Regions from separate parts of the Homo sapiens genome. Here region 2 is linked to region 1. A link is an interaction called in ENCODE POLR2A ChIA-PET data of the cell type or tissue named here. Cell type or tissue: OCI-LY7. All regions are shown on one strand. Links, peaks and the distances in the headings refer to the core of each region. The heading gives the core; the rest is flanking DNA. Region 1 overlaps MYO9A (myosin IXA). Region 2 overlaps MYO9A (myosin IXA).

Evidence for each region. Peaks named below come from ENCODE experiments on the same cell type or tissue, not always from the same donor. Only the 100,000 strongest peaks of a DNase experiment are listed, where the experiment ranks them.
Region 2: POLR2A ChIA-PET joins it to region 1 with 5 read pairs; 2 of 35 experiments call an interaction of 5 or more read pairs at or near these places.

Annotation. Positions count from the first base shown.
Region 1 is chr15:71,923,669-71,926,471 of GRCh38, reverse strand. All of the region lies in intron 18 of MYO9A (myosin IXA), which reads left to right. LOC107984713 (a long non-coding RNA gene) reads left to right here. Exons shown (of 2, transcript XR_001751795.2): 2 at 1-2,608. Among named protein-coding and RNA genes, the nearest start is that of MYO9A-AS1, 68 kb to the left of the region's middle. In OCI-LY7, for the core only: no CTCF peak of the experiment used is centred there; no DNase peak of the experiment used is centred there.
Region 2 is chr15:72,073,424-72,076,226 of GRCh38, reverse strand. The region is part of intron 1 of MYO9A (myosin IXA); the gene reads left to right. Among named protein-coding and RNA genes, the nearest start is that of MYO9A, 43 kb to the left of the region's middle. In OCI-LY7, for the core only: no CTCF peak of the experiment used is centred there; a DNase peak (open chromatin) is centred at 1,496; H3K4me3 peaks cover 1,306 bases; H3K27ac peaks cover 1,794 bases.

The sequences.
Region 1 (2,803 bases), core at 20-2,519:
CTCCCAAAGTGCTGGGGTTACAGGTGTGAACCACTGTGTCTGGCCCACTGCACTTTAAAACAAACAAACAAAAATATGCAGGGTCTCATTATGTTGCCCTGTCTGGACTTGAACTCCTCAGTTCAAGTGATCCTCCAGCCTCAGCCTCCCAAGTTGCTGGGATTATAGGCATATACCACGGTGCATGGCTTGGAACTGTCACTCATGCCTTGCGCATGCCCCCCAGGACCAGAGGACTGGCTTGCTTGGTGGCACCAACATAGTACTGGAAAAGCACACCAACTTTGTAAACACCCGTAGCCTAAGTCACTGAGGCAGTAACATCGGATGTTGACTACAGGTAAAGAAATTACACAGAGACTACACTGCTGCACCTACCTAGAACCAAAGCTAAAGCACCCTACCCATTTACCACCTTAGGATCCATCTACAGAAAATGTCTTCTTAAGAAAGTTACCCCATAAAATTGGAAGAGGCAGCTGTTTCACCTAATGGCACAGGTCAATACGGGGACACAAGAAATATGGTAAGATAACTACCGTGATAAAAATATGCAAAAGAATAAAACTCACTGGTAGAAGTCAATTCAGAATCCAATTTAGAACTGTTAGAGGTAATTTCACTTTCAAACTCAGAATATATTATTAATGTAATGGTGGCATATAGTCTTTTAAATCTCTAGTATGATGGTTATAACTCAAAATGGTAAGTGATGTCTATAGCTACAATTAAATGTTAAGTAACACATGATTTTAAAAAGATGTAAATTAAGGCAGCAAGTTATAAATTGTGGGGGGATGGGGATAAAAGTCTAGCGTATTTGTATGCAAAGTTGTTATCTGTTTAAAATAGTCCATTATAAATACAAGATTTTAAAATGTAAGCCCCATAGTAACCTGAAAGAACAAAACGACAGCAGATACATAAATAAGAAAGAGAAAAGAATTAAAGCTTAACTCTCCAGAAAACCACCAAAACAGACAGATAAATAGTAAGAGAGGAAGAAAGGTTATATATAGATATACATGTATATACGTATCTATATATACATATACATAGATATGTATATACGTATATATCCATATACACGTATATACGTATATATGTATATATACATGTAAGTATATATGTACATATACGTATATATGTACATATACGTATATACGTATATATGTACATACACGTGTATACGTATATGTATATATGTATATATGTGTATACGTATATGTATATATATGTGTATATATGTGTATATATACACATGTATATATGTGTATATATACACATGTATATATGTGTATATATACACATGTATATATGTGAAGGAAATATTATTAGCCCTAAAGGGAGAGAGAGATAGCAATACTGTAATTATAGGGGACATCAACACTCCACTTTCAGCAATGGATAGGACAACCAGACAGAAAATCAGCAAAGAACGATAGAGTTAAACTGCACTCAAGATATATGAACCTAACAGACATTTACAAAACATTCTGCCCAGCAGTTGTAGAATACACATTTTTTTCTTTTTCTTTTTTTCTTTTTTTTTTGAGACTAAGTTTCATTCTTCACCTAGACTGGAGTGCAGTGACACGATCTCGGCTTGCTGCAATCTCCACCTCCCGAGTTCAAGCGATTCTCCTGCCTCAACCTCCCAAATAGCTGGGGTTACAGGCATGTGTCACCACACCCGGCTACTTTTTTGTAGTTAGTAGAGATGGGGTTTCACCATGTTGGTCAGGCTGGTCACGAATTCCTGACCTCAGGTGATCCACCCATCTTGGCCTCTCAAAGTGCTGGGATTACAGGCGTGAGCCACCACGCCTGGCCCACATTTTTTTCATTAGCACATGGACCTTTCTTTAAGATATGTCATGTGTTGGGCCACAAAACAAGTCTCAATAAGTTAAAAAAATTTCAAATTGGGAGCCGGGGGCCTTGGCTCACACCTGTAATCCCAGCACTTTGGGAGGCCAAGGTGGGCAGGTCACGAGATCAGGAGATTGAGACCCTCCTGCCTAACACGGTAAAACCCTGTCTCTATTAAAAATACAAAAAATTTAGCCAGGCATGGTGGCAGGCGCCTGTATTCCCAGCTACTCAGGAGGCTGAGGCAGGAGAATGGCTTGAACCTGGGAGGTGGAGCTTGCAGTGAGCCGAGATCACGCCACTGGGCTCCAACCTGGGTGACAGAGCGAGACTCCATCTCAAAAATAATAACAATAATGATAATAATAATAATAATAAACAAAATTTCAAGTTGGGGAGTATCTTTTGTGACAAGGGATTAAACTAGAAATCAATAATAGGTTCTTTAGAAACTATATGCAAATAGTTTTTAAACAACATGCTTCTGAACTACAAATGAGTCAAAGGAGATACTAAAAGGGAAATTAAAAAAAAATTTAAAGAAATGAGAATGCAAATGCAATGTACTAAAACCTATGGTCTACAGCAAAAGCAGTTCTAATGGGGAAGTTTATAGCAATAATTGTCTACGTTAGTAAGTGAGAAAGATCTCCAGTAAACCACCAATAACATTATTCCTCAAGGAACTAGGAAAAATGAGAACAAAATAAACCTTAAGTTAATAGAAGAAGAGAAATGATAAAGATCATAGCAGAAATAAGTGAAATAGAGGCTTAAAAATACAAAACGTTAATGAAATTAAGAGTTAGTGTTTTGAAAAGATAAAAATCGACAAATTTCTAGCTAGACAAAATTTTAAAAGGAAAAGATTCAAATTCAGAGATGTGAAAAGGTGACATTATGGCTGATATTACAGAAATATAAGGGATCA
Region 2 (2,803 bases), core at 216-2,715, 150 kb before region 1:
TTTAAGCGATTCTCCTGCCTCAACCTCCCTAGTAGCTGGTATTACAGGCACATGGCACCATGCCTGGATAATTTTTGGTATTTTTAGTAGAGATGGGGTTTTGCCATGTTGGCCAGGCTGGTCTCAAACTCCTGACCTCAAGTGATCTGCCCACCTTAGCCTCGCAAAGTGCTGGGATTACAGACATGAGCCACCACGCCTGGCCCATAAAGATAGTTTTAATTCTTCCTCCAGTCTTCATGCCTTCAGTTCTTTTTATTGCTTTATGGCACTTGCTGTTACCACTGGTACAGTGTTGAACAGAAGTGGTAACAGTAGACATAGCTGTCTTGTTCACAATATTTTCTAGTACTCTTCATTCCTTCTTGCAGATCTAGACTTCTGTCTGAGATTATTTTCCTTCAGTCTGAAGAAATTACTTTAGTATTTCTTACTTTATTATTATTTTTATTATAAATTTTTTTTGTAGAGATGGGGTCTTGCTATGTTGCCCAGGCTGGTCTTGAACTCCTGGACTCAAGCAGTCCTCTTGTCTTGGCCTCCTGAAGTGCTGGAATTACAGGCGTGAATCACTGTGCCTGGCTTTCTTCGTTTTAATTTGGATAGTTTGTGTTGACCTCTCTGAATTCATGGATCTTTTCTGTGTCTCATCTGTTATTAAGTCTATTTAGTGAACTTTTCAAATATTTTTTACTTGAGAATTTCCATTTGGCTCTTTTTCCCCCAAATTTCTTCTTCTGTGACAAAATATATTTAATCAATGTTTTTTCTCTCTATAAGATTATACATAATAATATCATATATTTTTATAAAATTTATTTTAAAGTCTTTGCTCATTCCAATCTGCATCATCCGTGGGTTAGTGTTGACTTTTTTCTCTTGCCTATAAGTCACATTTTCATGACTGACTATCCTGTAATTTTTATTATATGTGAATATTAAATGTAAAAAGAGCAGTGAAGGCTGAGCGTGGTAGCTCATGCCTGTAATCCCAGCACTTTGGGAAGCCGAGGCGGGTGGATCACTTGAGGTCAGGAGTTTGAGACCAACCTGACCAACATGGTGAAACCCTGTCTCTACTAAAAAAATACAAAATTAGCTGGGCGTGGTGGCGCATACCTATAATCCCAGCTGCTTGGTAGGCTGAGGCAGGAGAATTGCTTGAACCTGGGAGGTGGAGGTTACAGTGAGCTGAGATCGTGCCATTGCACTCCAGCCTGGGCAACAAGAGCAAAACTCTGTCTCAAGAAAAAAAAAAAAAAAAAAAAAAAAAAAGGCAGTGAAAATGAAATTTCTAACTGCTTCTTCCTGAGAAAAGACATGCTAATTCCTCAGACAGATCAAAAAAGGGACTAAACTATTAATTCTGACATGGAATTGAGTTATGTCTGGGCTGAGCTGCAACTGTAGTTATTTTTGGTTTCAAGTGTTTTAAGGGAGGATTCAGTCTTCACTCTACAATAGATCTTGAGATTTAAGTTTAGCTAAGTTCCGGGGATCTCTCTGCTTTAGCACTGCACTTGACTTTCTACTCTGCAGATCATCTCACTTTGCCCTCCGAGTCTACCCCTAGATTAGTGCACATTGATGTATACTCTATTAAAGCTCCATGGGGAAGAATTTTTAGGTTGTTTTGATTAACTTTACTTGTGGGACTTCTTTGGAATTTGGTCCATCGTATCAGTCTATAGGATTATTCATTCCTGTGTTCACCATGATCTCAGAGTTGAAAGTAGTCACTTGTCTGTTAGCCTAGAAAGGGCTTTTTCCTTTCTGGAATTGTTTTTTGTTGTTGTTGTTGTTTTTTTCAGACTTCTTTGTATTCTCAGCTCTCCGATGAGTTTTAAAATTTGGATTTTATAGTTTAGCTTTGTCTTTTTAATATAGTGGAGTGATTCTCCCTTGTGACCTTTAAATTCTAACTGGAAGAACTTTCAGTATTTTATTAGTTTCTTGTTTAGTACAGGTTGAAAAGGTGGTATTCTAAGTTTTTAATAGCATGAACAAATTTGATGGATTCTGAGATGACTTGCTTTTCTCATTTCCACTGAGAGCATGGTTAATTTATTATTATTATCACACATTAATACCTAGTCAAATCTAAATTTCCATCAGTTAATTTTTTTCTAGACTTCATTTTTTATGTGTAAAGGCAGGTGATGTGAGGATAAATTTTTGTTTATAGCTTCTTTCATTCTGCAAAGGAAGAGTTGAGTAGTTGGGACAGAGACCATATGACCTGTAAGACCTAAAATACTTACAGTCTGGCCCTTTATAGAGAAAAAGTTTTGTGGACCCCAGAAGTAGACCATGATTAAATCCCAATGAATAATATTTGAAGTTAAATAACTTGTCCCAGGTCACACAGCTACTTCTGTTTTTTCAAAAATTTGTGGAGTCTTTTAATTTTATTAGGCTGTGATACCTGCCATATTTACATAATACTTATCATTGGTGGCCTTTCCTTTTGTTTCCTTTCGGTTAGTAGATACCTCAATTTGGTCTGTAAGAGTTATCCAAATTACTGTATATCAAATTATATCAGAAGATTACTGTATATCAGTGCTAGGTTTCTGTTTTTATAACTCCCCAGGGACTTTTGCTATAAAATCATTGCCATGTTGAACCATTGTTAAACAGCTAATCTCAGCTATAGGTATGTATTTGTTCAATCAAAGTGTGGCTCTTTTTAATCTAAATTTCTTTCAGTTTTTAGGAGGTCATCCATGGAATATATTTTAAGTTAGATTCCTTGAGATGTGAATAAGAGTTATATGTTGACTCTATGGAACAAAGAGCAGGG